2 separate regions of the Homo sapiens genome follow, and region 2 is linked to region 1. The links are chromatin loops, found by intact Hi-C in ENCODE. Cell type or tissue: sigmoid colon. All regions are shown on one strand. Links, peaks and the distances in the headings refer to the core of each region. The heading gives the core; the rest is flanking DNA.

Region 1 (16,124 bases), core at 4,571-7,070:
GTCGTTGGCTTGCAGCAGCATGTTGAGAAAATTGGCGGCCTGGGCAAGGGTGCCCGCTGCCCCCTGTAGGCTTGGGGGGAGCCCTGGCATGGCTCCTGCCCCACGCGCTTCATAGCGCTCACTGCAATTCACCTGTGATAGCTGCTGGGCATCTCCAGAGTAGAGATAAGCGAGGGCGGCCTCGGCCCCCTCTAGGGGCACCTGCATGGGTACAGATCCTGGCTTGACTTGGGAAGACAGAGGGGGCAGAGAGCGGATGGGCCGTGGACCCCCCAGAGCCCAGGCACAGACAAAACAGCAGCCCAGCAGCCCCCACATAGGAGGGGGCATGACCGCTCCCCTGGTGCCCATCCTTGGGGCAGCTCTCAGGACCCTGGGGTCCAGGCTCAGGAGAGCCCAGGCAGAGGCTGGCTGCAGTCTGGGGGCTGTCGGCCTCCACGCCTCCTATGCTGGCGTTCCTTCTTCCTCTCTCCGTCTCCCTCTCACGCTGGTGCCAGCTCGCCTGCTTTTTTCTTCTCTCTAACGTCACCAGCTGGCTTCTGGATGTAGGTATGAGGGCCCTGCCCCCTACTGTCTCAGTGCGGCCCCCTATCTCAAACCTCTTAATCCCAGCACCCCACTCTTTCCTCCCCTCCTATCCAGTATTCAGGCTCCCTCCATCCCCCATCCACATCTGCTCCCGAGGGAGAGAGATGGGAGGGAAGGGGAGACGAAGGCACCAGTTGTGCTCTTTCTCCCTCCCTCCCTCTGCCTGCCCTTTGCTCCATTAGGAGAGATGGGCAAATCCAGGATGGGGCACCATAGCAACCGCAGATGAGCTTGTGCCCCTCTCTCCACCCCTCTGCTCCACTCAGGCTCCTGGCAGCAATTGCAACAGGCACACTAAGGGGCCAAGCTGCATCTCCTGGCAGTCTGCGCTGGCTGCCTGCACCCCCCTGACCCTGTGCTGCTGAGCTGGGATTTGAGAATGGGGATGTTGAGGGCAGGAAAGACAGCCTAATAGTACCGTAATTGGTCTTTGTACAGACTGAGGCAGCTTATAAGGTGCTTTTCATGTGCCTTATCTGAATGAGTCTTCCCCACAGCCATGTATGGTGAATGTTCTTATCCCCATTTCACAGATGCAGACACTGAGACTCACCCAAGGTCACAAAGCAGCTCACTCAGAGACTTACATCCAGAGCTCTGACTCCCCTACATTGCCCATCCAAACCACCACCATCACCGTTACTCAGCCTCAGGGACTATAACAAAGCCTCCTAGCAGAGGCGTCAAGGGACTTCCCTAGAACCACAGTGTTGTTTATGACAGAGCCGCAGCCTCCACCCAGGTGTCCGTCCCTACAACCCAGGCCTCCTTCTGAACCAAAGTCGACAAGCACAGTGGCAATGGTGGCGGGAGAGAGGTGGGCAAGGAGAAGACAGTGAACACAGTTTTGCCTCCATTTCTTACACCTTCATTTTGTCATCCTAAGTTCTACCTTCTTCTTTTTTTTTTTTTTTTTGAGATAGATTCTTTGTCCACCCAGCTGGAGTTGCACCAGCGTGATCTCGGCTCACTGCAACCTCTGCCTCCTGGGTTTAAGCGATTCTCCTGCTTCAGCTTCCTGAGTAGCTGGGACTACAGGCATGTGCCACCATGCTCGGCAAATTTTATTTTATTTTTTTTTTTAAATTTTTTAGTAGAGACGGGGGTTTCACCATGTTGGCCAGGCTGGTCTCGAACTCCTGACAAGTAGTCTACCTGCCTCAGCCTCCCAAAGTGCTGGGATTACAGGTGTGAGCCACTGCACCTGGCCCCTTCTCCTTTTCTTCATGAAAACTGTGGCTACTCTCTCTCGCTTTTCCCCATTTTTCTTACCCCTCACCTCCTTCCTGCTGCTAGGCACAGTAACTGGGGGGCCCTGAGTCAGTGCTGTCTGAGCCGGCCTCCTTGGATCCGGAAGGGCATGGATTCTTGGGGAAGCCACAGAACAAAGCTCCTGCCTGCCCACCCATCACTTTTCCCTTGATGATGGGCTTCCTGCTTCACCAGGCAATCTGGCCCCGCAGGCGCAGGCTGTCTCTTGGCTTCTTCCCTTCAAACCCCCTCCAAACCCCCAATGTCTGGAACCTTTGATGTCCAAGATCATTGAGTGTATGTAGGTAGGGATGGGTGGTGGTTGCCAAACATGTCCCTTGCTTTCCAGTTGACCTCTGCAAACAATAATTCTTTTTTTTTAGACAGAGTCTTGTTCTGTTGCCCAGGCTGGAGTGCAGTGGCACAATCTCGGCTCACTGAAACCTCTGCCTCCCGGGTTCAAGTGATTCTCCTGCCTCAGCCTCCCAAGTAGCTGGGAGTACAGGCGTGTGCCACCACGCCTGGCTAATTTTTGTATTTTTGGTAGAGATGGTGTTTCACCATGTTGGCTAGGCTGATCTTGAAACCCTGACCTCAGGTGATCTGCCTGCCTTGACCTCTCAAAGTGCGGGGATTACAGGCGTGAGCCACCGTGCCCGGCCTTGCAAAGAACAATTGTGCTATGCAACCTAAGTGGGAGTGCCCAGGCTGTGGGGATAGCGGGGCTAGAGGACAAGCCCCCAGGAGAATCTCTATGATGGCAAAACTAGCAGGGCCCATAGCCCAGACTTTTTTTTTTTTTTTTTTTTTTAACAAATTAGGAAACTAAAACACTGAAAGGAAAGTGACATTCACAAGGTCACCCAGCCAGTTAGTGGTATTGCTGGGAGCAGAAACCTGTATTGCACATCCATAGCTCTTTCCTTGGCCTTTCTGAGTGACTTATTCAATTTCTTGGTATTTATTACTGGTTACTGTTAGTTGAGGGTCAACAAAACACACTGGGTGAAGACAATAGTAACTTATCATGAAAAGCTTCTTGGGAAAAAATGTATTAAGTTATTACCATGAAAAGCTTCTTGGGAAAAAATGTATTAACTAACATTTGTATAGCACTGTAGAATTTATTAAGTACCTTTACACGTAAGTTTTCATTTAATTCCCCACAATAGCCATGTCAAGGGGGGATTATTACTGACCCATTTTAACAAATGAAACACGGGTTCGGAGATGTTTAATTATTTGCGTTTGCTCATATATTCAGAAAGTGGCATGATTAAGACTAACTAGACCAACCACAAAGTCCAGAGGGACAGGGATTGTGTCTGTCTCATTTATCACTGCATCCCCAAACCTAGCCCACCGTTGAATGACCAAATGAATCTCAGAACTTCTTTAGATTCTTTATCATTTTTTTGTTTTGAGGCAGGGTCTCGCTCTATCACCAGCCTGGAGTGCAGTGGTGAGATCATGGCTTCCTACAGCCTCGGCCTCCCAGGCTCAAGTGAGCCTCCCACCTCAGCCTCCTGAGTAGCTGGGACTACAGGCATGTGCCACCACACCTGGCTAATTAAAAAAAAAAAAAAAAAAAAGGCCGAGCACGGTGGCTCACGCCTGTAATCCCAGCACTTTGGGAGGCCGAGGTGGGTGGATCACGAGGTCAGGAGTTCAAGATCAGCCTGGCTGGCCAGGGGCAGTGGCTCACGCCTGTAATCCCAGCACTTTGGGAGGCCGAGGTGGGTGGATCACGAGGTCAGGAGATGGGGACCATCCTGGCTAACACGGTGAAATCTCATCTCTACTAAAAATACAAAAAAATTAGCCGGGTATGGTGGCAGGCGCCTGTAGTCCCAGCGACTCAGGAGGCTGAGGCAGGAGAATGGCGTGAACCCGGGAGGCAGAGCTTGCAGTGAGCCGACATCGCGCCACCGCACTCCAGCCTGGGCGACACAGCGAGACTCTGACTCAAAAAAAAAAAAAAAAAAAATCAGCCTGGCCAAGATGGTGAAACCCGGCCTCTACTAAAAAATACAGAAGAATTAGCCAGGCATGGTGTTGGGCACTTGTAATCCCAGCTACTCGGGAGGCTGAGGCAGAGAACTACTTGAACCCAGGAGGCAGAGGTTGCAGTGAGCCGAGATCGCACCACTGCACTCCAGTCTGGGCAACAGAGAGAGACAACGTCCCCCCGCCCAAAAAAAAAATTGTGGAGATGAGGTCTCACTATGTTGTCGAGGGTGGTCTCAAACTCCTGGGCTCAAGTGATCCTTCTACCTTGGTCTCCCAAAGTGCGAGGATTACAGGTGTGAGCCACTGTGCCAGACCTTAAATTCTTTAAGTCATCCTTCATAAAAGTTTTTAAAACTAGGACTCTATCTCTGTAGGGACCTTTTTTTTTTTTTTTGAGACAGGGTTTCACTCAGTCACCCAAGCTGGAGTGTCTATCACCCAGACTAAAGTGCAGTGGCACAATCACGGCTCACTGCAGCCTCCACCGCCAGGGCTTGCTTAATGGATCCTCCCACCTCAGCCTCCCAAGTAGCTGAGACTACAGGTGCGTGCCATCATGCCCAGGTAAATATATATATATATATATATATTTTTTTTTTGGCGGTGGGAATAGAGATGGGGTTTTGCCTTACTGCCCTGGCTGGTCTCAAACTCCTGGGCTCAAGTGATCCGCCCACTTCAACCTCCCAAAGTGTTGTGATTATAGGCGTGAGCCACTGTGCCCACCTTATTTTCTGTTTTACTTTTTTGAGACAGGGTCTCTCACTCTGTCACCCAGGCAGGGGTGCAGTGGCATGAACACAGCTCACTCCACTTCTGACCCCTGGGCTCAAGTGATTCTCCTGCCTCAGCCTCCTGAGTAGCTGGGATTACAGGTGCACGCCACCACGCCCAACTATTTTTTTTTTATTTTTTGTAGAGACGAGGTCTCACGACATCCTCACAACATTGGGTCTCTTTGTTGCCCAACCTGGTCACAAACTCCCAGGCTAAAGTGATCCGCCTACCTTGGCCTCCCAAAGTGCTGGGATTATAGGCTTGAGCCACCACGCTCGGCTGAGGACCACTTTTATAGTGCTCAGTGAAAGAGGTATATTTAAACATAAAATCAGCTCAATAAACATAAATTTGGCAGGGCGCAGTGGCTCACACCTGTAATCCCAACACTTTGGGAAGCTGAGGCAGGTGGATCAATTGAGGTCAGGAGTTTGAGACCAGCCTGGCCAACATGGCGGAACCCTGTCTCTACTAAAAACAAAAAAATTAGCTGGGCCTGGTGGCATGCGCCGGTAATCTCAGCTACTCAGGAGGCTGAGGCAGGAGAATTGCTTGAACGCAGGAGGCAGAGGTTGCAGTGAGCCGAGATCATACCTATGCACTCCAGCCTGGGAAACAAGAATGAAACTCTGAGGCCGGGCGCCGTGGCTCACGCCTGTAATCCCAGCACTTCGGGAGGCTGAGGCAGGCAGATCAATGAGGTTGGGAGATCGAGATGAGCCTGACCAACATGGAGAAACTCTGTCTCTACTAAAAATACAAAATTAGCTAGGCGTGGTGGCGCATGCCTGTAATCCCAGCTACTTGGGAGGCTGAGGCAGGAGAATCGCTTGAACCTGGCAGGCAGAGGTTGCAGTGAGCCAAGATAGCGCCATTGCACTCCAGCCTGGGCAACAAGAGCAAAATTCCGTCTAAAAAAACAAAACAAAACAAACAAACAAAAACACAAAAGAATGAAATGCTGTCTCAAAACAAACAAACAACCCCCAACACAAATTCAAGTCCTACAAATGCAAAGATACACCCTCTTTGCTTGGAATTTAACTTTCAATGTTTTTTCCAGGATCTGGGCTACGGAAATGGACAATTATGGAAATGGGAAAAGTCTACCCCATGGCTTGCCCTGCCTTAGAAAGAGCTCGCGTGTGTTCCTCTGTACCTCTGTGCACTCCGTGCAAGTAGAGATACTCCAGATAACCCACACAGTCCTCTTCTCCCACGGCCAGGAAAGCAGCTGGACAGCAGAGGGCGATGAAGAGCCAGGGACCTTGCCTGTAATCAGCTTGTAATGGGCTCTGAGGCCAGAGAGTTTCTCAGAGAGAAAGCTGGGGATCTTGGGTAGTCTTCTTAGGCCTCAGGTGTTGTGTGATTCTATAGCAATTTCTCTTCTTTTATTCATTTATCTATATAGAGACACGGTCTTGCTCTGTCACCCAGGCTAGAGTGCAGTGGTGTGATCACAGCTCACTGCAGTCTCCACCTCCTGGGCTCAAGCAATCCTCCTGCCTCAGCCTCCTGAGTAGCTGAGACCACATCTGGGCACACCACCATGCCTGGCTAATTTTAACATTTGTTGTAGAGCCAGAGTGTTGCTATGTTGCCCTGGCTGGCCTTAAACTCCTGGCCTCAAGTGATCCAAGACCTGCCTTGGCCTCCCCAAGCGCTGGAATTACAGACGTGGGTAAACATGCCCCTCTCAATCGCTCTTCTTTTCTTCAGAAACCTGAGTGACACCTGAGAGGCAGCCAGGGGAAGAGAATGAACTATCTGGAGTCAGAGCTGGTTTTGATTTTCACTGCATCCTTTTGAATTGAGTGACTTTAGCTAAATAACTCACTGAGGTTTACTTTGTCTCTTTATGTGTGAGGAAAGATAATTAATTCTGTTGTGCAGAATTTGTCTCAGGAGACTCTTACAGGGCTTAAGGTTGAACAACAATTCCAGGCACTGTCCTTGGCACTGGAGAGTCCCCAAGGGGCAAAAAGCAAACATGGCTTCTGCCCTCATAGAATTTACAGTTTTGTAGGGAGGACAGCTTTTAATCAACTGACCCCACAGACAGATTGCAAATTACACCTGCGCAAGTAAGTGCAACAAAGGAATGATCTCAGAGCCTGGGGAGGAGGAAGGGCCCAGGCAGGGAGATTTCCCTAAGGTAGTGAGGAGTGAGTTCAATCTGAAGGATGAGTAGGAGTTTACTAAGCAAAAAGAGAAAAGTCTTGCAAGAAAAGGGAATAGCTTTTCTTGCCCACATGTATGGGAGCCTGCCGCAAGGTTGATGGGAATGCAGGGAACAGAGAACAAGGTGGAGCTTAGCAGGGGATGTGGCTAGAGAGGCAGGGGTTAGATCACACAGGGGTCAGATCACAAGATCACACATTAGCCTAAGAACAATGGGAAGCCATGAACAATTTTAATCACAGGCTATGAACACATTTCCATTCTGAAAAGGTCCCTCTGGTTGCAGGACTCAACCCTCCACCCTCTTCCCCTCAATGCACCCTCAGGTATTAGAAGTCACTGAGTTCTGCAGCTGATCCTTCCTCCTTTTCCCTTGCATCTCTCAATATCTCCCACTGGGACTATTTCAATGGGCTCCCTGCCTCCAGTCTCACCTCCTCCACACAAAAAGCTTGATCTTATTTGATCCTCACAACATGCCTGCAAGCAAGCAAAATTGCAATCCTTATCCCTGTGTAAAGATAAGAAGGCCGGGCGTGGGCGCGGTGGCTCACGCCTGTAATCCCAGCATTTTGGGAGGCCAAGGCGGGTGGATCACCTGAGGTCAGGAGTTCAAAACTGGCCTGGCCAACATGGTGAAACCCTGTCTCTACTAAGAATACAAAAAATTACCTGGAGCGAGGCAGGAGAATTGCTTGAACCCGGGAGGCAGAGGTTGCAGTGAGCCAAGATAGCGCCATTGCACTCCAGCCTGGGCAATAGAGAAAGATTCCATCTCAACAACAGCAAAAACTTAATGTGTTGTCTGTAGCCGTTACATTATGAATAGCACAAAAATTGAGTAAATATTCTTCCAGTATTTGAAACCGTTTTCTGACTCAGCAAAGAAGTTGCTCCCATCATTGACAATCCAATTAAGTTTTGTCTTTTTCAGTTTTATCAACCAACATTCACCTTTACAATTACACTCCTAGGTCAACTGCAATCACAGTTTGGCTACCCATATAAGAGTTTGGCAAAAATCAATGAAAGCATTCTGTGAGAAAGAGTTATATGGAATTTGCCAATTTACTATTAATTGTAAATTGTGAACTACACATCCTTTATGTCAGTAAAACTTAACGACAAATTTTTGTACCTATATATGTGCATACATTCCCGTTCTCCCCCCAGAGAGCTGGTTGTTACACATTTATCAGTACAGCACTGGGTCTAGAACACGATTCATGTACTGATTCCACAAACATTCACTGGGTGCCAGGCGGACGGAGATACAGATTAATGATGAAATGACTCAGCCAAGGTCACACATCGCAAGCGGCGTAGATGGCAGAACCATATGTGCTCCCAAGGCCAGCGGCGCGCTCCCAGGACCAGACCATGGTTTCCAAGGCCTCTCCACTCTACCGAATGGGATGGCCTGGGCCTGGGCGCCCAGGAAGTGAAAAGCAAGGACCGGGAAAAGAGACCAACGCCAGCCAACAGACAGCTCACCGCCAATAGGGGCCGGGGGCGCGCGCGGCGTCACTCGCCGTGGAGGCCAGCGCGAGCACGCCCTGGGGAAAGTGGCGTGGCTAAGCCCTTCCGGAAGTGACGTCGGCTTGGGGGCGGTGCTCGGCGGTGGCGGAGCGCGGCCTGGGCTCGCGCTGGGCTCCGCGCGCCCCCCGCCCCCCTCTATGAGGCAGAGGCCGCGGCGGCCGTTAGCGCTGTCGCTCCGGGGGCCGCGGCGGGCGGGGCTCCGGCGGGGCCCGGCCTAGTCCCCACCCCAGCCCGGCTCCCAGCCGCCCGCCCTCCCTCCCTCTCCCCGATGCAGGAGGCCGAGCTCCGGGATGGCGAGGCGGCGGCGGCGGCCGCTTCGTACCGCGTCCTGAGCCGCCTCCTTGGCTATGGAGAGGCGGCCCCCGAGCCAGGCCCTCCGCCACCGCCCCCGGGCCATGGCCCCCCGCCGCCACCCTTCCTCGCGCGGCCCGGCCCGCGGGGCTCCCGGCCGCCGCAGCTGATGGTGTTCCGCAACGTGGGTCGGCCGCCGGAGGAGGAGGACGTGGAGGCGGCCCCGGAGCCGGGACCCTCGGAACTGCTGTGTCCCCGGCACCGCTGTGCCCTGGACCCCAAGGCCCTGCCGCCGGGCTTGGCGCTCGAGCGGACCTGGGGCCCGGCGGCTGGACTAGAGGCGCAGTTGGCGGCTCTGGGGCTCGGGCAGCCGGCGGGGCCGGGGGTCAAGACAGTCGGTGGGGGTTGCTGCCCGTGTCCGTGTCCTCCTCAGCCGCCCCCTCCGCAGCCCCAGCCGCCTGCTGCCGCCCCGCAGGCCGGGGAGGACCCCACGGAAACGAGCGACGCGCTGCTGGTCCTGGAGGGCTTGGAATCGGAGGCCGAGAGCCTGGAGACTAACAGCTGCTCGGAAGAGGAGCTCAGCAGCCCGGGTCGCGGAGGAGGAGGGGGCGGCCGGCTTCTGCTGCAGCCCCCAGGCCCTGAATTACCTCCGGTGCCCTTCCCGCTGCAGGACTTGGTCCCTCTGGGGCGCCTGAGTAGAGGGGAGCAGCAGCAGCAGCAGCAGCAGCAACCTCCCCCGCCCCCGCCTCCTCCCGGGCCCCTCCGGCCACTCGCGGGTCCTTCTCGGAAGGGCTCCTTCAAAATCCGCCTCAGTCGCCTCTTTCGCACCAAGAGCTGCAACGGTGGCTCCGGCGGTGGGGATGGGACCGGCAAGAGGCCTTCTGGAGAGCTGGCTGCTTCAGCTGCGAGCCTGACAGACATGGGAGGCTCTGCGGGCCGGGAGCTGGACGCGGGGAGGTGAGACCGGCCGGGGGCTGGCCGACAAACTTCCTTTTCTTGTTTGGTTTCCCTTTTTATCTATTGCTATCGCGATCCTGACAGTTCTTAAGATAGGGTCTTCAGGAGGAGGCAGAGACTTGGGACCAAAGGTGGTAACATCTCGCATAAGGTCAGCGCTAATTGTGGAAACAGCTTTCACTCTTAAAGAGTGCACACTCCGTGACACTTCTCAGCTGGTTTGCATCTGTCTTGTTGGAAGATGGTTTCAGACCATCCTCCCATCCCCATCCTGGCATGGCTTTTTAAGTTTTTCCAAGGCGGCTGTGTGCCATTGTCCCTGGAAGGGAGATTGCTGGAAGTGTTTGGCCTTTGGGGCAAAAAGCTGGTGTTGCACCTTGACCGCCTTGCTTATTCTGTGTACCAGCACCGCACCTCCCTTCACACTCATGCATGCAAATGACAGGAGAATCTTCAAATGCAATTGTAGGCCAGCAATCAATTGGACACCTCTATTCAAAGTTTTACTGTTTTCCTGGTTGTTCCCTTAGATGAACTTGGCATATCAAACTTGGGTGCTGACCACTGTCTCTGAGAATAGAAAATAGCAGACCGGGCACAGTGGCTCACACCTGTAATCCCAGCACTTTGGGAGGCCGAGGAGGGCGGATCACCTGAGCTCAGGAGTTTGAGACCAGCCTGGGCAACATGCGAAACCCCATCTCTACAAAACAAACAAACAAAAAATTAGCCCCCATCTCTACGAAAAAAATACAAAAAATTAGGCGGGAGTGGTCCCAGCTACTCGGGAGGCTGAGGCAGGAGGATCACTTGAGCCCAGGAGGCGGAGGTTGCAGTGAATAGTGATCGTGCCACTGCACTCCAGCTTGCGTGACAGAGTGAGAGCCTGTCTCGAGAAAATAGCTTTGCGCTCTCTCAAAGCCTTTTGAGAATTCTAAGTACCAGTAAGATATAGACAAGGTAGAGACAGGTACATGAGTTCTAGGCCGATTGATGAAAATTCCAAACATAGACGTTGAGTTTTTTTCCTGCATTTCTGAGGGGTGGACTGATCTTCGGCATCCAGTGTTACATCTGTAGCGTTGGTTTACAAAGCTGTCAACTTTGGTGTCAGTGAAATTAGTTACCTTGTAGTAACTGCCATTGTGGTTTGTACTTCTTTGGGTTCTCAGAAAGATTGGAATGGGTTTTGTTGTGGTTTACGTGATGGATTCTTGAGACATACTGGCAGCCATAAACCAAAGCTAAAGAACAGGTATAAATTGATAACCTTACTGTGAACTAAGATCACTTGGGGAGCTTTTTGAAAAGCCTAAGAGTTTGAACTTTTTAAAAGCTCCCCAGTTGATCCTGAACTGGGAACCACTCATCCATAGACTTCTGTTTTCAAGGGAACTTGGGTACTCCAACAAGAAAATGTTGGGTGGATTTGGCTTTCTTGCCCTTTCTGAACAGCTGTGCCATGGGCTTATCTTGGGGATGAGGCCAAATCCAAACTTTCTAAAGAAATCAGTGTGTTGTCCCTTTAGGTAGGCCAGTGTTTCTGCTTTGCCTCCCAGTGAATTCATGCTGGGAGTTCAGATCTTGAAAAGTGGGTGGCTGCTGAAACAGCTTTTTTTGTGGTAGGCTCTGTATTCGATGCTCCACTTACCAGCACAGATGAAATTTTCATCAGATGCAGGGGAGGGCGGGATTAAAGCTATGGGTAATGACATAGGATAGATTGCTAATTTTCTTGTGGTTTGTCTTGCCTTTGTTCCATATTGACCAGGAGTTCGTCTGAGATTCCAGAGACGCCAAATACGAGGTGTGGCGTGAAATTAGCTGCTACGTCTAATAGATTAGGAAGAGGAAAAGGCATATGACATTATACGGTTTTTTGCCTTTGGAAGCAGAATTTAATGGTCATTGGCTGCTCTGTCACCAACCCTCACACTAAGCACAATACAGATTTCTGCTGCAGAGCAAATTGGGCTGTAGCTTTGCAAAGAAGCTTAGTTCAGGGCACTGGAGAATTACATTTTTTGGTCCAAGGGCTTTTTTTGATGAATTGGAGAAGAGCTAGTTATTTGTGTATAAACGTTTGGTTGACTGCTGTTTGGAGGCAGCATGCTGTATAGAGAATGTGAAAGTCTAGATTCCGTGTAAACTCCAACATCAGCTAGGAGATGACCAAATTTGTCACCTTCATGCTTCCCTTTTTCCCCCATCTGTAAAATGGGTGAGCGTTGACTGTCTTGTTCCTGTCCTTATAAGAGTAGATTGTTGAGAAGAGAAATCTAGATGGAATATTTTGTGCTTTTTAGAAGATAAGTAATAGGACTGAGCTGGTAAATTTTTTAATGCTTAGGATTTGGTGCTGCTTGTGAGCTTTTCGACAGCTTACTATGTGCCAGTCTTGCTGGCAGCCTCGCAGCTGTGAGAAACTTGGTGAGTCTGGCCAGGGTAGTTGTGATTTCTGTGGATCTGCACCTCCTAAGTCCGCAATAGTGGGAGGATGAGTTTGGATTTTTAGCTTGTTCTCTTGTTTTGATTGGTAGGACCTGGAAATGGTGAGAAATTTCAGTCTTTTGCCAAAGGGTATATGCCTTTGTCCTCATTGTTGATTGGAGTTAATTATGGGCTTCTATAGTCTTTGCTGTATAATTTGGGGCTTTTGCAGTAACCTCTGGGCATAATTCCCTTTGCTATTCCCAACATCTGCCTTCCTACAATCATTTTAGAAGGTTTAACAATTCCCACATTTTAGCACTAAGCAAAACTTCCTTTTAGTTGCTTTTGAGTCTGGTAAGTGGACCTACCTGGATATATTGTCTTCAGTGTGGTATGAGTTAGCTTAGAGAAGTCTTTTTGTTTTGTTTTTTGTTTTGAGGTGGAGTCTTGCTCTGTCGCCCAGGCTGGAGTGCAGTGGTGCGATCTTGGCTTACTGCAACCTCTGCTTCCCGGGTTCAAGCGATTCTTCTGCTTCAGCCTCCCCAGTAGCTGGGATTACAGGGGCCCACCACCACACCCGGCTCATTTTTTTATTTTTTATTTTTAGTAGAGCTGGGGTTTTGCCATGTTTGCCAGGTTGGTCCCGAACTCCTGACCTCAGGTGATCTGCCTGCCTTGGCCTCCCAAAGTGCTGGGATTACAGTCATAAGCCACCAAGTCTGGCCAACTTAGATAACTGTTTTTAAGTGAGGTAAGAAATGGGCCCACCAGTTGGGTGTGGTAGTGTGCACCTGTAGTCCCAATACTTGGAAGGCAGAGGCAGGAGGATTACTTGTGCCCAGGAAGTTCAAGGGCACAGTAAGCTATGATGTGCCACTGCATTCCAGCCTGGGCAACAGAGCCAGACTCCATCTTTTTTTTGGGGCCGGGGGGATGGAGTCTCACTCTGTTGCCCATGCTGGAGTGCAGTGGCCCGATCTTGGCTCACTACAACCTCCGCCTCCCAGGTTCAAGCCATTCTCCCGAATAGCTGGGACTACAGGTACACGCCACCACGCCTGGCTAATTTTTTGTATTTTAGTAGAGACGGCGTTTCACTGTGTTGCCCAGGCTGGTCTCGAACTCCTGAGCTCAGGCAGTCCGCCCACCGCAGTCTCCCAAAGTGCTGGGATTACAGGCGTGAGCCACCACGCCCAGCTGACTCCATCTCTTTAAAAAGAAAGAAAGAAAGAAAGAAAGAAATGGGCCCAGCAACTAATCAGGTTTCTGTTCTGGGGAACTGGGCTAGGGCTTATAACACACATATGTTGGAATTCAAAGAGCTGGGCTTGATGCCTGTGGTCCTCAGTGTAATCTAGCATTGCTATTTCAGGAAAACCAGTGGAGTTCCCATGTCTGTTTCTCATATGTTGAGTTGATTGCCTTCCTTTGGATTTGGTGAGAGATCTAATTTGATCTGACCATTTTGAATCATCACGTAATACACACTTGGTTGGAAATAGGTACCTTGTTCACTTTTCAAGATTTGTTTTTTACCAAGTTAACAGATGAGGCTATTACTGGCTGTCTTCATGGTAGTGAGGTGGAGAAATGGAGGACGGTTCTGTAGTGGTTTCCTATCTATTTATTTGGGGGGGAAAAAAACAAAATATAGAATTCTGGAAAGAGAGGCAGGCTGCTTTGGCATCCATTTGGGGCCCTGCTGTCGTGGACAGGCCTGGCAGACGTGAGAAACTTTTTTCACTGTATCCTTGGGTCTTCAGGTCTAAAGGGATCTTTTTGAGTAATAGCATGACATGCTGAGAGCAAAATGATTTTATGGTGTGGCGAGGAAGTTCTGATTTTATGTTTGGGTTTTGGGTCCACACACTGTTGATCTTTTTAACTATTTTTTCCATGAAGTGGTTGTGGTTGGCAGCTCTCCTTTAGAACGAACTCCTGGGCTTAAAAAAAAATCTCTGTCCATTTGAGTCCTGTGCAGTGCTTCTCACTCCTTAACATTCTCTCTGCCAACATCATTTCTAAGGTTTTAGACCTTGGACCATGCCTCTTGGCTTTTCCCTGGAAGTTCCCTCTATAGGTTCTTTAGTTGGTTTATGATGGAGTTTTGGATCTGACCTTGCTGCACAGATGTCTGTGTATTGGAACTAAAAATGAACACATGGTTTTTGTGCCTGTAGCACATGAACAGACACTGGCTTATGACGTGTTGGAAATGGCACAGGCTGGCTGACTTGGCACCGTGTGCTTTAGCAGGGGCAGAGGTACATTGGAGCCATAAAATCTGGTATTTGGACATCCTAGTTTGGAAGTTACTTTAGAAAAGGACATGTGTAAATCTTAGGGCATCAGTACAGGAGATTTATGGGCAAGATAGGTTATTATTCTTTCATTGTTTTTATTTTAGGTTTCAAGGAATTTGAAAACCAGCCAATGGTTACATCTATGTGTTGTTGTTCTGTCTAGTCTAATGCTTTTAACTCCTTTATCCCATAAATCTGTTGCAGTACAGTTAATAATTTGCAGGGTAGAAATGGACAGAGGCATCCTGTTTTTTTGTTACCTACAGCATAGGCAGTAATTTAGCTGACACAAAGGACTGCTGGCCTCAAAGACCTTTGCCTAAGGCCTGCTGCCCTGTCCTTTTCTGTCACCTGAAGCACAGCCCACCAAATGCTATTCTTTCCCACCCTACTCCTCCAGTCTTTGTTGCTGCTAAGATGAAAGTGGTCTACTGGCAAAGTTAGAGGGGTATAACTTTGCACCCTAATGCTTTTTGAGGTGATCTGGGGAAGAATAAATAACATGGGAATGTAGTATAGAGGGTTAGTTTAAAATGTTATCTGAAATTCCTTTATTCATATTGCTCTCCAAAATATAGTGTGTCAGCTTAGAATGGCCTTTTATCATTCCAAATGGTTCATGTATACAAAAGGGGATATATAAAGTGTATGTCTTTGAATAATAATAAAATACAAATGTAGGTACCCATCACTAAACTTAACAAATAGAATGTTATCAGTACCTTTGAAGAGTGTTGCTTTCTAATTACATCTTACCCCTCCCCCAGGTAACCACCATCCTCAATTTTATGTATTAGTATCTTGCTTTGTTGTTGTTTTTTTTTTTTTATTGTCATCTAGATTGGTTTTTTCATGAATGACTGCCATTAGAATGCTCTCAGGATCCTTGAGACAGATACTGCTTTGGGTTTGTAGTTAGGCTTGTCTCCCCAAAGAGAGAAAGAAGCATGCATATTTATTAGTAGCCTTTTAGCCTCCTAGACTTTAGACCTTTTACCTTTCCAAGCATCCAGCCATGAGGCCCCCTTATTTGCCAGGAAAAACCATTCTGGCACTCTCGAACAGCTCTCCCTGGATTCAGATGTTTTTCTTTTTCTAGATCCTAGAAACTATGATTTTTCTTCTTCAAAATGCCGGGGGTGGGGGAGAAGATGAGCTGAAGTGAGAAGGCCTCCGCAAGATGTGTGCATTTGGGTCCTGCCGTTCTTCAGTGCTTGGCACTGAAGAGACTCGTCCCCAGCATGGGCAGATGGCAGAGTAATGCAGCTTCCTTTGAAAAGAGGCAAACGGCCAAATGGCTGAGGTGTGAACCTTTTGAAAGGCCAGTGCTTCAGGTTTCTACTTGCTGGGTTTAATGTTGTACCCACAAGTTATCAAATAAAAATCAGCTTGGAAGCTCTTCAGCAGTCCTAAAGTTCATGTCCAGTGGAATTAACATTGCATTCCATTCCTCTGGATTTTTGGAACTAAGCTGCAGTCATGAGCCACTTTTATGAGCGGAGAAACTGTGTGGCCATATCTTATTTTTATGTAGCCACCTCTCCTGTGGGTGCTGTGGGTGGAATATTCATAGTGAGCGTGATCATCAGAACCCTCAAGTATGGAAGAGGTTGCCAAGGGAATGTAAAGCTAGGTCAGGAGAAAGACGGACCAGGGTTTCAGCTCTTTCTGAATAAGATCTTCATGGTATGGTTTTAGAATTTTGTTTGAGGTGAATTCTGAGAAGCTCAGACATCAGTGTTAAAACATAAATGCATAAATATCTTCTGAAGTCAAATAATTTAAAATAGAATT
Region 2 (16,124 bases), core at 13,165-15,664, 320 kb after region 1:
GGCCATGTGTCTTTTGACTTTAAAGGAGCAGCTTGCAAATCATATTCAAAGCAGTATGCATATGAGATGTAAATTGCATCAGAAATGAGCATCTGGTATTTTTGAGTCAATAGCTCAGGCACTTTTGGGAGGGCCCTCCCCAGCTTTCTCCCAGGGTTGCCTGGGGTCAGGATCCCTTGCAAGACCTATTAACTAAACTTGAGATGTAGCATGTGCCTCTGCCAAACCCAGCTCTGGATAGAAAGGGGAGTGCTGCTGACCATGTCAAGGTGGGTTCTTTATTCTCACATTTGTCTGACAAATACTTGTAAAGCACCTGCTGAGCATAAGGTGCTCAGGCAGATGCAGTAGACAAGCAGGAAAGTCATTATTTCTAACTTTTAGGAACATACCCTCTACTCGGGGAAATAAATAAATACAGTAAAGACTCCAGTATTGTCTAGAGTCTAGACCAGGCTTTCTCAACCTCAGTGCTATTGATATTTGGAGCTGGGTAATTCTTTGTTGAAGGGGGTTTTCCGGAGCATCGTAAGATACTTAGCAGCGTCCCTGAGCTCTACCCATTAGATACCATTAGCAACTCCTGAGTTGTGACAACCAAAAATGTTCCCAGACATTGCCAAATGTGGGGAGGGAGGGCAAAATCCCCCCAGTTAAGAACCACTGCTCAAGACCCTAAGGCTATGAGCTTTTCATACAGACCCAGCGGGCTGAGGACTTGCCTTCAAGGATGCACGTTGTTCCATATTTTTGTATTTTAACCACTATGGAAGGTGCTCTTCTCAAATTTATCATGTAATTCTTTTCCTTGAAGCCCAGACCTGCCCCGCAACCACAGCATGCGCTATAATTCCATCCAGATCCCGGAGATTCTTGAGGACCAATCAACGTTGCCCCCAGATGGAATGGCCCCAGCCTGCAGAGCCTGTCAGGTCTGCAGTCTGCTCTTTCTGCTCTTCAGCATCTCTCTACCTCCTCTTTCCCTGTCATCCAATTGGCCCTGTGGGACTGCTCGTTATATTCTTATCGACTCTGGCCCCCATTCCCTTTAATTGGCAGCTTCGAGGAGTTAAGGAACTTAGTTTTGCAGATCAGTGTTTTTCTAACTGTGCCCCGCCAAGCACTGGGAATCCCCAGGGCCCTCTCAGAAGCCCCCGTAGGATGTAGTGGGGTAGGAGGAGGAGGAGGAGCTTCCGGGAGGCTGGAGGAGTGGAGGCGGCAGGTCGCCCTGCCCCAGCCCTCAGTGGCCCCACAGCAGCTTGGCTGTTCTTGGTTTTGTTTCTCTCTGCTTCTGCATGATATCTTTGAACAAAAAGTCCCAAGTGTACAAAAAGTCCCGAAAGGCGTTCGCAAACCACTGACCTAGATGGAGGGAATTGTGAGGAGCAGAGGGCACCCTCTTATAAAATGCCTGTACTTCGGTGCAGGGTTTGGTGGTGTCGGCGGTTTGGAGGCCCTTTAAGCTTCCTAACTCCTTGTCACTGGTGGATGGTGGGGTGCCGGCAGGAGGGCATCCCTTTACATAGGGGCTCATTGCTGTATGGATGTGGGCAGAGAACGAACAGGAGAGGGAGACTGAACTCCTGGCTTCCACATCAGGCACAAACCCCAGGACGTGAAGATCCCTAACTGCCTCCCCTCCGGCCCCCAAATAGCAGAACAGAGAGTAATCGCACTGCAGTGGCAGTGGAAAGAGCTGAAGCTAGACGCCGGGAAGAACTTCCCAACTTGGCACCTGGGGGAGGAGCAGCTGGGAGCAAATGTGGAACTGTCTGAGGTAGGAGGAGGTCCCCTTTGCAGGCTGAGAGATAATCACATACATCCTCCCACTCACACCCCCTTCGTCTGCTCCTGCCCCAACCAGGGCTGACTCCAGAAATTCTGCACAGATAAACCTCCAGGCCCTGAAACTCAGCAAGGGGTGGGGAGAGTGGGACCTGGGGCCATGCCCCCTCTGTTGCTAAGAAGCCCTTTCTGGGTGAGCGTGGTGGCTCACACCTATAATCCCAGCACTTTGGGAGGCCCAGGCAGGTGGATCATTTGAGGTCAGGAGTTCAAAACCAGCCTGAACAACATGGTAAATCCCCATCTCTACAAAAAAAAAAAAACTATATATATATATATATACCCACACACACAAAAATTAGCCAGCGTGGTGGCACGCCTGTAATCCCAGCTACTCGGGAGGCTGAGGCACAAGAATTGCTTGAACCCGGGAGGCAGAGGTTGCATTGAGCCAAGACTGCGCCACTGTACTCCAGCCTTGGTGACAGAGCGAGACTCCATCTCAAAAAAAAAAAAAAAAAAAAGAATCCCTTTCTGTCTGACCCCCACCAGACGGCAGCAGAATTGTGTGGAGAGCTTGTTCCCGAGGGACCTGGGGGATGGAGCAGGCAATCCCTTCTCCCTCTGACCTCCAGGCCCCACTGAGCCCTCTGGACACAAGCACAATCAGGCACTTCATGCCTGGCAAGGGTCAGAATGAAAGGCCTGTGTCTGTCTGCTCCCCGCCTCCCTTTCTCCATCTTCAGATAATTCCATCTGCCCTTGGGCCAGAGCCTCATCTTTCTCCCTCCTTTCCCCCTCCTGCCCGCTGAGTTATTTACAAATATCTGGGAACAGAAGGGATTTCTTCAGTGCTCTGTAGTGCCTGCCACTGACTCAGGTCTCTAACATGCTGGGGGGCAGCGAGGGTAAAGATGCTTGTGGTCCTCTCCTGTCACCCACAGGAACCCAAAGAGCTCAATACACTGGGCGCAGTGGCTCATGCCTGTAATCCTAGTATTTTGGGAGGCTGAGGTGGGAGGATCACCTGAGGTCAGGAGTTCAAGACCAGCCTGGCCGACATAATGAAACCCCATCTCTACAAAAATTAGCCAGGCGTGGTGGTACGTGCCTGTAATCCCAGCTACTTGGGAGGCTGAGGCAGGAGAATCACTTGAACTCAGGAAGTGGAGGCTGCAGTGAGCTGAGATAACACCACTGCACTCCAGTCTGGGCAACAGAGAGAGACTCCATCTCAGAAAAAAAAAAAAAAGGCTCATGCCTGTAATCCCAGCACTTTGGGAGGCCGAGGTGGGCGGATCAAGAGGTCAGGAGATCGAGACCAGCCTGGCCAACATGGTGAAACCCCATCTCTACTAAAAATAAAAAAAAATTAGCTGGGCACGGTGGCAGGTGCCTGTAGTCCCAGCTACTTGGGAGGCTGAGGCAGGAGAATGGCGTGAACCCGGGAGGCGGAGCTTGCAGTGAGCTGAGATCGCTCCAGCCTGGGTGACAGAGCGAGACTCCGTCTCAAAAAAAAAAAAAAAAAAAAAAAAGACCTTGGCCTTGGCTAGACACGGTGTAATCCCAGCACTTTGGGAGGTGAGGCCGAGGCGGGCGGATCACCTGATGTCAGGAGTTTGAGACCACTCTGGCCAAGATGGTGAAACCCCATCTGTACTGAAAATACAAAAATTAGCTGGGCATGGTGGTGAGTGCCTGTAATCCCAGCTACTCAGGAGGCTGAGGCAGAGAATTGCTTGAACCCGGGAAGTGGAGGTTGCAGTGAGCTGAGATGGCGCCACTGCACTCCAGCCGGGGCGACAAAGCAAGACTCTGTCTCAAAAAAAAAAAAAAAGAAAAAGAAGAGCTCAATGGCTCCCCAAGGTCACACCGTGGCAGCCCATTTTCTGTTTCCCACTCTGTTCTCCTACATGGTTTGTCCCGGGTACAGGGTGAACCAGGAAGAGGATGAGTTACCGCCATTTCCCCATGGAGTCAAAGGGCTTCTTCCTCCTGGAAAATCCCCGGACACGGAAGTGACTAAGACCTAGTGGAGCTGCTGAACCTAAAAAGTAAGTTCAAATTCGGGGCCCCTCCTTCTGATAGCCATGTGGCCCAAAGAAGGGAAGCTGTCCGTGCAGCTGGGGGAGCTGATCTCCAACATGTTCTCCCCAAGCCCACCTCCTGCCACCCCACCCCAATGCTGAAGCCCAGACAAGCAGCCAGGAACTGGCGTCACCATCCCCAGTCCCGCAGACGCTCATCCCACCGCCACCACCCGTGAGCAACCATTCCGGGGCCTGACATTCTGTCGGCTTCACACCACCTCCCGGAGCCCCAGCCAGAAGCACTTCCTGGATAAAATATTAAACATGCAAATCTGAGACAGAGCCTTAACGAGCGACAGACTGCACGACCACAGCCTGGCAAACGAGACGCACGACGTCCGGGGGTGGGGGGGTGAGAGGTATATATAGATATAGACTTTGGATCTATCTGTGCAATGTGTGTGTAAGGCAGAGAACAGCAGGGATGGAAAAGTACCGCAGCAGCCTCCAGCTGGGGTGGCCTGAGGTGGCGGCAGGAGGCTGGCCGGGAGGGAGGGTCAAGAGGAGCCCCAGAGCCAGGCTCAGAGTGAGGGATGACAAAAGCCCTTTGTGCTTGGATTCTGTGCAGGGGGTGCCAGACACGCTGGGCAGGGGAATGGGCATTGGTTTTGGAGAAGGAAGTTGGTTAGAGGCAAGGCCTCCGAGTGGAAGAAAAGAAGGGGAGACAGAGGAGAGGCATAGACCTGTGTGGCAGGAGTAGGGGTGTCTAGAGGGAGAACACCTCCACTCACATGGGGCACGGGGCGGGGGGGGGGTGTCTCTTGTCACCACACTGGCCCAGGTGTCATGGAGCTCACGTGGAATTAGGTCAGCAAGGTTCCTGCCTTGATTCAGGTCAGCATGCATTTGATGATGGCGCTTCTTAAACTTGTACATGTGCCAGGATCGTCTAGGATCTTGTTGGTAAATGCAATTCCGATTAGGGAGGCCTGGAGTGGGGCCTAAGAGTCTGCATTACTAGCAAGACTCAGGTGATGCCAGTGCTGCTGGCCTCCCGGCCCCCATAAAGTGGCGAGGGACTACAAGGAGCTAGAGCAACACGGAGCTCCCTTTGGCTCAGGCGAACACAGGACCCACAAGAGTCCAGAGTGGGATCAGAGGCTGAGCCCAAAGGCGTCTGGCCTAAGGGGAGGTCCACGGTGCTGATCAAGATGGTGTCTGTCCACAGTGTCCAGCCTGTCATGGAATTAGAACTATAGGACACCTAACTTGGCCCAAACCAACACAGAACCCAGCCCAGGGTGTCAGGGAGCCTGTAGCAGCCCACACTGAGACAGGGCTCACAGGGCCTGGAGTGACATGGAGCCTGGTGGGGTGGGACTGAATGATAGGGCGCCCATGTTGCTTCAGGAAATCACAGAGCCCACAGGGATTAGACTGAAGTGGTGCCCGTTTTGGTCCAGAGTGACATGGAACCCACAGTGGCCACAGGGGTCTGGACTGACTTGGAACTCAGAAAGGACTAACAGAGGTGATGGCCACATTTGCTCAGGGTGACATAGAGCTCATCAGGACTTGGACCAACTGGACCAACCAGGCACCCAACACAGAGCCCCAGACATGACAGGGGGCTCTCCGTGCAAACTCCAGGTTGCAGAAGACAGGAAGGGAGGGTCCGGAGGAGGCTGGGAGAGGAGAGGAGCAGGTGCCGGGGAGCAAGGCTGCTCTGTGGCTGCTGTGAGCCTGCCTGCCGTGGGCTGAGTGCTACTTGGCTGGGCCCCAGAGAGGAGGTGCTGCTGCTGCAAGGCTCAGATGGAGGAGGAAGTGGGAAGCTGGAGGCAGGGTGGGCGCGAGGCTGGGGTGGGGAGAGCACTTCCTCCCCCAAAGAGGCTTGGCACGGGGGCTGGCCCACTGCCCATGTGGATCCTGGCATTTACACTCCCCGCTCCCATTATACACAGGCGATGCGGTGGGTTATGGGTCTGGGACTTACGGACCTCAGATCAAGGAGCATTCAGCGCTGGGGGAACAGACAAACCGATGTCTCCCTGAATGGAGCACTCAGGGTCCAGAGGAGGAAGGGTTCTCCCTCCTGGCACTGGAGGTCCTTTTGATGCAGCCAGGTCCCTAGGCAGAGTGCCCTGGCCCTATTGTGTCCTTGCCCAGAGGAATGCAGAAAACAATGCAGGCTGCCCCTTCCCACATCCCTGGCAAGATCTAGAAATAGGTGCCCACACCTTCGTCTTAACTAAACCCAGCCCTCCCTCCCGCTTCTGGTCAGATGCCTCTCAGTCCTTGTCCCTACCAAGGGGAGAAGCCCCTCAGAGGCTACCTGCAGCTTCTCTTTATGCCAAGGTTAATGTAGAGGAGGAAGGGATGGAGGGAGGGGCATTACTATGAATTTATTTTTTGAGACAAGGTCTTGCTGTCTCACCCAGACCAAAGTGCATCAGCACAATCATAGCTCACTGCAGCCTTGATCTCTTGGGCTCAAGCAATCCTCCCCGTTCAGCCTCCTGAGTAGCTGAGCTGGGACTACAAGCACAAGCCACCACACCTAGCCAATTTTTAAAAATTTTTTGGGCCAGGCGCGGTGGCTTACGCCTGTAATCCCAGCACTTTGGGAGGCCGAGGCGGGCAGATCACAAGGTCAGGAAATCGAGACCATCCTGGCTAACACGATGAAACCCTGTCTCTACTAAAAATACAAAAAATTAGCCGGGTGTGGTGGCGGGCGCCTGTAGTCCCAGCTGCTGGGGAGGCTGAGGCAGGAGAATGGCGTGAACCCGGGAGGCGGAGCTTGCAGTGAGCCGAGATCCCGCCACTGCACTCCAGCCTGGGTGACAGAGCGAGACTCCATCTCAAAAAAAAAAAAAAATTGTTTACAGAGTCTCCCTATGTTTCCCAGGCTGGTCTCGAACTCCTGGCCTCAAGCAATCCTCCCACCTCTGCCTCCCAAAGTGCTAGAATTACAGGAGTGAGCCACTGCACCTGGCCAATTTGAATGGGGAGCTGGATGACGCTCCCCATCCAGCCTGGTACTGCTGAAGAATCCAACCCTAACTCCACTCCTGCCCACACATCTCCAGGCTGACCTAGTTTCTGTTTCAAGGCAGGGGGGACACATGTTACACACTCCTAGACACAGAGCTGTGCAGAGCCAAGAGATGCACACGCATGCACGTGGGATAGACGAATGCAGGAGATCGCACACTCGAGGCCGGTGCACACACATGCATATCCAGAGACTCCTTCCTGACTCACGAACAAACCCAAGGACCCCCTCCAGCAGACACACAGACAGAGCTCCCTGTTCACAGGGCCACACAGACACACATGGACCTCATAAGCCATAGGCGTGATTCCCCACAGGGGTTCCCTACTCTCTATCCAGCTCCTGCTCCCAGGTCCCCACTCTCTGGGGCACAAAAACAGCAAAGGCAGTCCTGCTGCCACACTACCAGGGCCATGGGATCAAGGATCACCGCAACCCTGGGAATGGATCCCCAGTCTCCCCTCTTCTCTCCATAAGCTCCTGTCTTTTGGAACTGCAGTGCTTATTTCCCCAGGACAAGTCTCTCTGTGGGAGGGACCAAGGGTGGAGGACACTTCACTTCCCTACTTCCCTTCTGGTTTTTTTGTTTGTTTTGAGACTGTCGCCCAGGCTGGATTGCAGTGGAGTGATCTCAGCTCACTGCAACCTCCGCCTCCTGGGTTAAGCGATTCTCCTGCCTCAGCCTTCCGAGTAGCTGGGACTATAGGAGTGCATCACCACGCCTGGCTACTTTTTGTATTTTTAATAGAGGCGGGGTTTTGCCATGTTGGCCAGGCTGTTCTCAAACTCCTGACCTCAGGTGATCCACCCACCTCGGCCTCTCAAAGTGATGGAATTACAGGCTTGAGCCACTGCACCCGGCCTTTTTTTTTTTTTTTTGAGATGGAGTCTCTCTGCCGCCCAGGCTGGAGTGCAGTGGCGCGATCTTGGCTCATTGTAACCTCTGCCTCCCGGATTCAAGTGATTCTCCCTCAGCCTCCCAAGTAGCTGGGATTACAGGTGCCCACCACCACCCCTGGCTAATTTTTGTATTTTTAGTAGAGATGGGGTTTCACTACGTTGGCCAGACTGGTCTTGAACTCCTGACCTCATGATCCACCCGCTTCGGCCTCCCAAAGTGTTTTTTTGTTTGTTTGTTTTTCTTTTTTTTTGAGATAAGTTCTCACTCTGTCACCCAGGCTGCGGTGCAGTGGTGCGATCATAGCTCACTACGGCCTCAAACTCCTGGGCTAAAGTGATCCTCTTGTCTCAGCCTCCTGAGTAGCTGGGACAATAGGCACATGCCACTGTGCCTGGCTAATTTTTTAATATATTTATTTATTTACTTTTATTTTTGGAGACAGGGTTTCGCTCTGTCTCTCTGGGTGGAGTGTGGTGGGGCAATCACAGCTCACTGAAGCCCTGACCTCCCAGGCTCAAGCAATCCTCTCACCTCAGACTCCCAAGCATCTGAGACTACAGGTATGCGTCACCACACCCGGCTAATTGCTTATTTTTTGTAGATAGGGGGACTCACTATATTGCCCAGGCTGGTCTCAAACTCCTGGCCTCAAGCAATCCTCCCTCCTTGGCCTCCCAGAATGCTGGGATTATAGGTGTGAGCCACTACACTCAGCCCCTCTTCTTCTTATTTTTGTTTTTTGTTTTTTGAGACGGAGTCTCGCCCTGTATCTAGGCTAGAGGGCAATGGCACAATCTCAGCTCACTGCAACCTCTGTCTCCTGGGTTCAAGCGATTCTCCTGCCTCAGCCTCCCAAGTAGCTGGGACTACAGGCACCTGCCACCGTGCCCAGCTAATTTTTTTTTATTTTTAGTAGAGATGGGGTTTCACCATGTTGGCCAGGCTGGTCTCAAACTCCTGACCTCAAGTGATCCACTCGCCTCGGCCTCCCAAAGTGCTGGGATTACAGGTGTGAGCCACCGTGCCCAGCCTGTCTCCAGGCTCTTGTGTCAGGTGTGTGTGCATGTGTGTTCATGTGTGCGTGCACGTGCGTGTGTGTGTGCATGTGCATAGGAGCAGGAGTCTGAGCCCGTTTGGGAACACGCTTGTCCATCCCTGTCCACCTGAGCTCTGGAGCCCAGCACCTGCCCTCCACAGAGGCCTTCCTCTCTTCTTTCCGGTGTCCCCAACCCCTCCCTCTCTCCTAACGCACTGTAATCGTGCTGGATCCTGGGTTCGTTCTAGAGCCTTCCTCATCTCTGCCCTTCCTCATCCAAGTTCCTCAAAAGAGATGCATGGGCTGGATCTGCTTCTTTCCCTCCCGTTTCATCCCTACTCCCCAGGAAGATCTCACTAGAGTCACTGGTGCCATCCTGCTTGCCAAGGCCAGTGGACCTTCCTCATCCTGTATCTGATCTTGTTTTTTTTTTTAAGACAGGATCTCACTCTGCCACCCAGGCTGGAGTGCAGTGGTGCAATCACTGCTCACTTCAACCTCCACCTCCCCAGGCTCAAGTGATCCTCCCACCTTGGCCTCTTAAGTAGCTGGGACTATGGCTTGCGCCACCACACCAGCTAATTTTTGTATTTTTAGTAGAGACGGGGTTTCACCATGTTGCCCAGGCTGGTCTCAAACTCCTGACCTCAAGTGCTCCACCCGCCTTGGCCTCCCAAAGTGCTGGGATTACAGGCATGATCCACCATGCCCGGCTCTATCCCATCTTTGTGTGACATTCCACCCTGTTTTCCTCCTTTCTTGATACTCTCCTCCTTTGATTATTGGATGAGTTAGGGTAAGTTGTGTTCGTTAGGCCAATATTTTATTTTATTATGTTTTAATTTTCCATTGTATTAATTTGGCTAATTATTTTTTCATTAGGTTAATTCTCTGTATTATTTGGGCTATGCTAAACTGTTTAGCTTAGTCTAAGTTGTACTGGTTAGGCTAAACTCCTAGAACAAAGAGATCCAAAAAAAGATGATGGCTTGAAGAATGTAAAATTTGCTTCTTTCCTGTGTTGCAGGTGAACACTCCAGGTCAGCCGGGAGCTCTCACAGCCATTCGGGGACCAGGCTCCTTCCATGTGCTGCTGTGCTGCCCCCTAGGGCCCTGCCAGTGACTCAGGACCGAAGCTGAGTGACTGCCATGCCGGGTTCCAGCCAGCAGGAAGGGCAAGGGAGTGTGGGGCGGGCAGGCCCAGGGTCTTAAAGCCCAGGCTGGGAGAGGCACACACCCCTTCCCCTTCGCAGCCCAGTGGTGGGAATTAAATCACATAGTCATACCTGACCGCAAAGGGGCTGGGAAATGTGCCTACCCAGTTGGCACAGGGAGCTCAGATTTGGGTGGACAATGAGCAGTGGTCACCAGAGCCCCCAGAGCCTCCCCCTCTCTCCCTCCTCTCCACCCTCTCTCTCCCCACTCTCTCCCTGGCCATTCCTCCCCAGCCCCCGCCTTTTTTTGTTGTTTTTTTTTTTTGAGACAAAGCCTCCCTCTTTTGCCCACCACAGGCTGGAGTGCAGTGGCATGATCATGGCTCACTGCTTCCTCGACCTCCTGGGCTCAAGTGATCCACCTCAACCTCCCACAAAGCTGGGACTACAGGCACGAACCACCATGCCCAGCTAATTTTTTTTTTTTTTTTAATTTTTAGTAGAGACAAAATCTGACTATGTTGACCAGGCTGGTCTCAAACTCCTGGGCTCAAGTGATCCGTACTCCTTGCCCTCCCAAAGTGCTGGGATTACAGGCGTGAGCTGCCACGGCACTTGGCTCCCCTTTGTAAATGTGCCCCAGGGCTCTGTTCTTGGCCCTTTTCTCACCCCACATGCATGCCTTGGCCATTCCCGTCCAATCCTGTCTGATGCCCTAAAGCCTCCCTACCTCCAGCTCAGGCCTCTCTCAGCCACAAACCCACGCAGGCAACAGGGCCAAATCTGGGACTCAAGCCACACTCCTCCTCTGCCTCACCCCACATTCAATCTGTCACCAAAGCTGGTGAGTCTACCTTGTAAGGACCCCCTCACCGAGACTGTCCTCTCCTTCTCCCCGCCGACCCCGCCCCCGAATGGGTTCTCACAGCCTCCACCCCTGCCCCCCTGCCTCTACCCCCAGGGACTCCACACCAGCCTCCCATGAATCATGAAATGTGAGTATTCACCCTGCCTGTTCCTGAGCCCTCTTCTCTCACAGTCTGATTGGGTCACCCTTCAGGGGCTCCCTCTTGTCTTCAGAATCAACTCCTTACCCTAACATATAAGACCTTTTGTGATCTGACCTCGGTCTACTTCATCTCTTGTCACATGTACCCTGTGCTCCAGCCACTCAAATCTTGGCACTTTTGTGTGTGCTCTGCCCCAGTGCCTCCCGGCCTTCACTTCAGGGATTCCTATATCCTTGAAGACTCAATTCAGAGAGCTCCTTCTCTGAGAAGCCCCCTCTGATGCCCTGATGCTCTTCCCACATGCTCCACTGTTCCCTCAACCTCACCAGTCTCCACCTCTATGCCTGTCTTGTCCTGATTGCTCACTTACCTCTCTCCCCTGCTAGGTGGTGAGCTGTCGGAGAGCAATATGAGGTTTTAGTTATTTCTCATCTCCAGTCCTTAGCCCATTGTTGGAGACAGTTAACGCTTAACGCTTGAGAAATGTTAGCTCCTTTCTCTTCTCCTTTAAAACTGTGACACAAAGGCTGGGCACAGAAGCTCACGCCTGTAATCCCAGCACTTTGAGAGGCCAAAGCGGGTGGATCACTGGAGGTCAGGAGTTCGAGACCAGCCTGGTCAACATGGCAGAACCCCGTCTCTACTAAAAATACAAAAATTAGCCAGGCGTGATGGCTCACACCTGTAATTCCAGCTACTCGGGAGGCTGAGGCAGGAGAATTGCTTGAACCTGGGAGGCAGAGGTTGCAATGAGCTGAGATCACTCCACTGCACTCCAGCCTGGGCAACAGAGCGAGACTCTGTCTCAAACAAACAAACAACAACAATAAAAACTGTAACACGTAGCTTTATACATAAAACTAAAATCTGGAAACAGCCCAAACATCCATCAACAGGAAAACATATACATTGCAGAATATTCATTCAATCAAATACTACACGGTGATAAAATGAGTTAACTACAGCTTCATGCAACAGCATGAATGAATCCCATGCATAATGTTGAACAAAAGAAGCCAGACCCAAAAACGTACCTTCCATTCTTATGAGGGTCAAAAACAAGCCGAACGGATCTTCGGTGACAGAGGCCGGCATGGTGGTCATCTCCGGGTCAGGAGATCAACTGGGAGCAGGCCTCACACAGCCTCCCAAAGGCTGGAAGTGTTGCTTATCTAGGTCTGGGTGGCGATCACACAGGTAATGTACATGTGTAATGATCATCAAGCTGAAATTCTGGTGCATTTTAGAGTAGGTAACTTCCCTCTGTTTGTTTAAGTGCCATGATTTTGTAATAAATCATCGTGGAAGCCGGGTAGAGTGGCTCATGCCTGTAATCTCAGCACTTTGGGAGGCTGAGTCAGGAGGATCCCTTGAGATCAGAAGTTCAAGATCAGCCTGAGTAGCATAATGAGACCCCCATCTCTACAAAAAATAAACAGAGCTCACGCCTGTAATCCCAGCACTTTGGGAGGCCAAGGTGGGCGGATCACTTGAGGTCAGGAGTTCTAGACCAGTCTGGCCAACATGGCAAAACCCTGTCTCTACTAAAAAAATAGAAAAAAAAAAAATTAGCCAGGCATGGTGGTGCACGCCTATAGTCCCAGCTTCTCAGGAGGCTGAGGCAGGAGAATCGCTTAAGCCTGGGAGGTGGAGGTTGCAGTGAGCCAAGATTGTGCACTCCAGCCTGGGTGACAGAGCGAGATTCCATCTCAAAAAAAAAAAAAATTGGCCAGGCACGGTGGCTCACACCTGTAATCCCAGCCCTTTGGGAGGCTGAGGCGGGTGGATCACAAGGTCAGGAGTTCGAGACCAGCCTGGCCAACAGGGTTAAACCCCGCCTCTACTAAAAATACAAAAATTAGCCAGGCATGGTGGCAGGCACCTGTAATCCCAGCTACTCAGGAGGCTGAGGCAGGAGAATTGCTTGAACTCAGGAGGCAGAGGTTGCAGTGAGCCAAGATTGCACCACTGCACTCCAGCCTGGGCAACAGAGCAAGACTCCGTCTCAAAAAAAAAATTAAAAATAAACAGAATTAGCTGTGCATGGTGGCACGTGCCTGTGGTCACAGCTACTCGAGAGGGTGATATGGGAAGATCTCTTGAGCCTGGGAGATCAAGGCTGCGATGAGCCAAGATCGCACCACTGTACTCAGCCTGGGTGACAGAGTCAGAGCCTGTTTCAAAAAAAAAAAAAAAAAATCACCATGGATGGCAAGTCTGCGTCTGAGAGGCACTTTCTGTTACAGAGTCCCCTGATTTTAGGTGATGACACTGAGCCCCAGAGAGGGTAAAACACTCAACACTCAGCTTGAGTCGCTCAGCACATCTGTGGAGAGTCCACACCCTAAGGAGGGGACTGCATGTCCTGCTTTCCCCATGCCACTCTAGGGACCTTGGGGGCAGGCTCTGTGTCTTTGTGTCTCTGGAACAGAGCTCTGGGACCTCTACATATTGGTGGGGGCTACTCCCACCCCATAACAGGTTGCTGCTGGGTGGTGAAACATGGCAGCAGTGTGGTCATTTAGAGCACAAACTCAAAGGACACAATTCCGTAGCTGTATGGGCTTAACCTCTGTGAACCCCAGTTTTCTCATCTGCAAAATGGAGCTAATAGTACCACGGTTGGGCGCGGTGGCTCACACCCGTAATCCCAGCACATTGGGAGGCCAAGGTGGGCAGATCATTTGAGGTCAGGAGTTCGAGACCAGCCTGGCCAACATAGTGAAACCCCGTCTCTACTAAAAAATACAAAAATTAGCCAGGCATGGTGGCCCACGCCTGTAGTCCCAGCTACTAGGGAGGTTGAGGCATGAGAATCACTTGAACCCAGAAGGTGGAGGTTGCAGTGAGCCAAGATTGCGCCACGGCATTCCAGCTTGGGCAACAGAGTGAGACTCTGTCTCAAAAATAAATAAATAAATAAATAAATAAATAAATAAATAAATAAATAAATAATAGTACCTACCTCATGTTGTGTCCTGAGGATTACATGAGCAACTAAGCATAATATAACAAGGCCTGGTTCCAAGGAAATGCCATTACAGTGCTTGCTATGATAACCACTCAGGAGGAAACCTAGTCAGACAGACCAGAGCTACTTTGCTCCTCCACTGGCTGTGTGACCTCAGGCAAGTTAATTAACCTCTCTGAGTCCCATTTCCTCATCTGCTAAACAAATAGTACTTATCTATTGCTATGAAAGCAAAATAATGCCTGTAAAACACCTGACACCTGCTTAAGTTCCTTGTGTGCAGAGACCACGTCTTGCACATCGATCCCCCTCAGGGCTCTCACTCCATGGCCTGGGAGAATGAATCCCTTCCCCAGCCACCCTTCTCTGGCTCGCCATCCTCTTTCTGGTGCTAGCAGACAGCAGCATCTAGTGGACAAGCTCTGGAACTGCATTCTGGCCAAGGGTCACTCGCCAAGCTGCTGTGCAGTCATTTAAATGAGGCTTTTTAAAAATGCTTTAGACAAGGGTGGAGGGGTCAGGAGGAACGGAGGTGGGGTGAAATGCATTGGGCAAGTATTCATTAGGTGCCTGCTGTGTGCAAGGCACTGATCCAGGACCTTAAAAAATGAAGCAAGAGATACAAGATCACTGTAGAAGGACACAAGAAAAATCACAAATAATTATAACTTTGTCATCAATACCCTAACTTTTTATCTTAGAGAAAATGTGAACACAGCATAGGGGGACTTGGCACACTGGACAGTGTCTTCTCAGGAAGTGTTTTTTGTTTTTGTTTTTGAGACAGGGTCTCGTTTTGTCACCCAGGCTGGAGTGCAGTGGAGTGATCACAGCTCACTGCAGCCTTGATCTCCCTGAAGTGGCTGAGCAATCGTCCCACTTCAGCCTCCAGAGTAGTTGGGACTACAGGTGCACGCCACCACACCCAGCTTGTTTTTTGTTTTTGTTTGTTTGTTTGTTTTTGGTAGCATCAAGTTCTCCCTATGTTGTCCAGGCTGGCTCAAACTCCTGGGCTCAAGTGATTCTCCCCGCCTTGGCCTCCCAAAGTGCTGGGATTACAGACACAAGCTACCTTGCCAGCCTTCTCAGGAAGTTTTTACAATTGCAGGGGCGATTTTTTTTTGAAATGGTTGTTACATGTCAATGACTCTCAGTTAAGGCCAAGGCAATAAAATGAAAGCTTAGGTCAGGAAGGTTCTGCCTCGAGTCCCCTGACCCAGGTTCTCCATAGACAGAGGGGAGCGGGAGTGTCTGGCCCCAAAGCCGCACTCGCCCTCCACACTCCACAGTCCCTTCCTACCAGACACAGAAGAGTGAAGAGGGTCTAGAGGTGGCATGAAGCACATCTAACTGGGGGAATCAAAAAATACTTCATGGGAGAGATGACATTTTGCATTGGAGAATGAAGGTAAAGAAAGCAGGGAGGGGCATGCTGGGGGCGCTGGGGAAGGAAGTGCATTCCAGCCTAGTAGACCAGGTATACCTTCACTGGTATAAAGCGAAGTAATGGGAACCAAGTTGGTTGAGGGAGCTGGGGGTTAAGGCCAAATCACAGAGGGCTCCAAATGACAGGCCAAGGAGGCTGCATTTAATACTATCAGGGGACCCACTCAGTAAGAAGGTAAACTGATCTGAGGGCATCAGAGAAAAACCAGACACCCAGAAACTATTAATAGTTAGGTGGCTACTGTCATAGTCCAGCCTAGAGGTAGGGGACACTGCACCATGATGGAGTGGAGATTAGAGACAGAATTGTGAGATCCTTGGGAGGGGAGAAGCAGGGGGAGGCTTGGAAATAGATAGCTGTGGGTCAAATGGGAGGACCCAGCTGAGAATTCAAGGTGCTGAGTCCAGGGGAAGTAATGGGGAGAAAAGCAGAGCTGTAACCAGAATGTGGACTTGACCAGGGGGACTGCTGTGGGCAGGGAGCTGTGGGCAGGGACCAGGAGCTTGGTCTTTGACAGGGGCAAATGAGTTGCCATTGTCCCTGTGGAGATGCGGGACCAAGGCTCAGGAGGGGTGCTGGAGGGAGAGGAGGCAGGGACAGTCAAGTGGGAGTCATTTACCCATATAGGTGCAAGCTGATGACCTAGGGGAGGAAAACAGAATCCTGCGGGCAGATAGGGTGGAGGGCAGGCGCCACCGGACTTCATCGGACTTTGTCTTTTTAAAGCTTCTGGGG

Evidence for each region. Peaks named below come from ENCODE experiments on the same cell type or tissue, not always from the same donor. Only the 100,000 strongest peaks of a DNase experiment are listed, where the experiment ranks them.
Region 2: it touches region 1 in a loop (3-fold over the local background); 15 of 110 quality-filtered maps call a loop at or near these places.

The regions. Positions count from the first base shown.
Region 1 is chr17:38,343,439-38,359,562 of GRCh38, forward strand. It overlaps LOC124903991 (a long non-coding RNA gene), which reads right to left and starts at 7,558. Exons shown (of 2, transcript XR_007065738.1): 1 at 7,480-7,558; 2 at 7,021-7,287. It overlaps GPR179 (G protein-coupled receptor 179), which reads right to left and starts at 518. Exons shown (of 11, transcript NM_001004334.4): 1 at 1-518. The coding sequence starts at 351. SOCS7 (suppressor of cytokine signaling 7) reads left to right here and starts at 8,406. Exons shown (of 10, transcript NM_014598.4): 1 at 8,406-9,594. The coding sequence starts at 8,615. In sigmoid colon, for the core only: CTCF peaks have their summits at 5,874 (motif pointing right) and 6,075; a DNase peak (open chromatin) is centred at 5,863.
Region 2 is chr17:38,653,365-38,669,488 of GRCh38, forward strand. No RefSeq gene overlaps it. Among named protein-coding and RNA genes, the nearest start is that of EPOP, 14 kb to the right of the region's middle. RefSeq lists enhancers at 3,632-3,926, 5,342-5,841, 14,192-14,486. In sigmoid colon, for the core only: CTCF peaks have their summits at 14,366 (motif pointing left) and 14,565; a DNase peak (open chromatin) is centred at 14,337.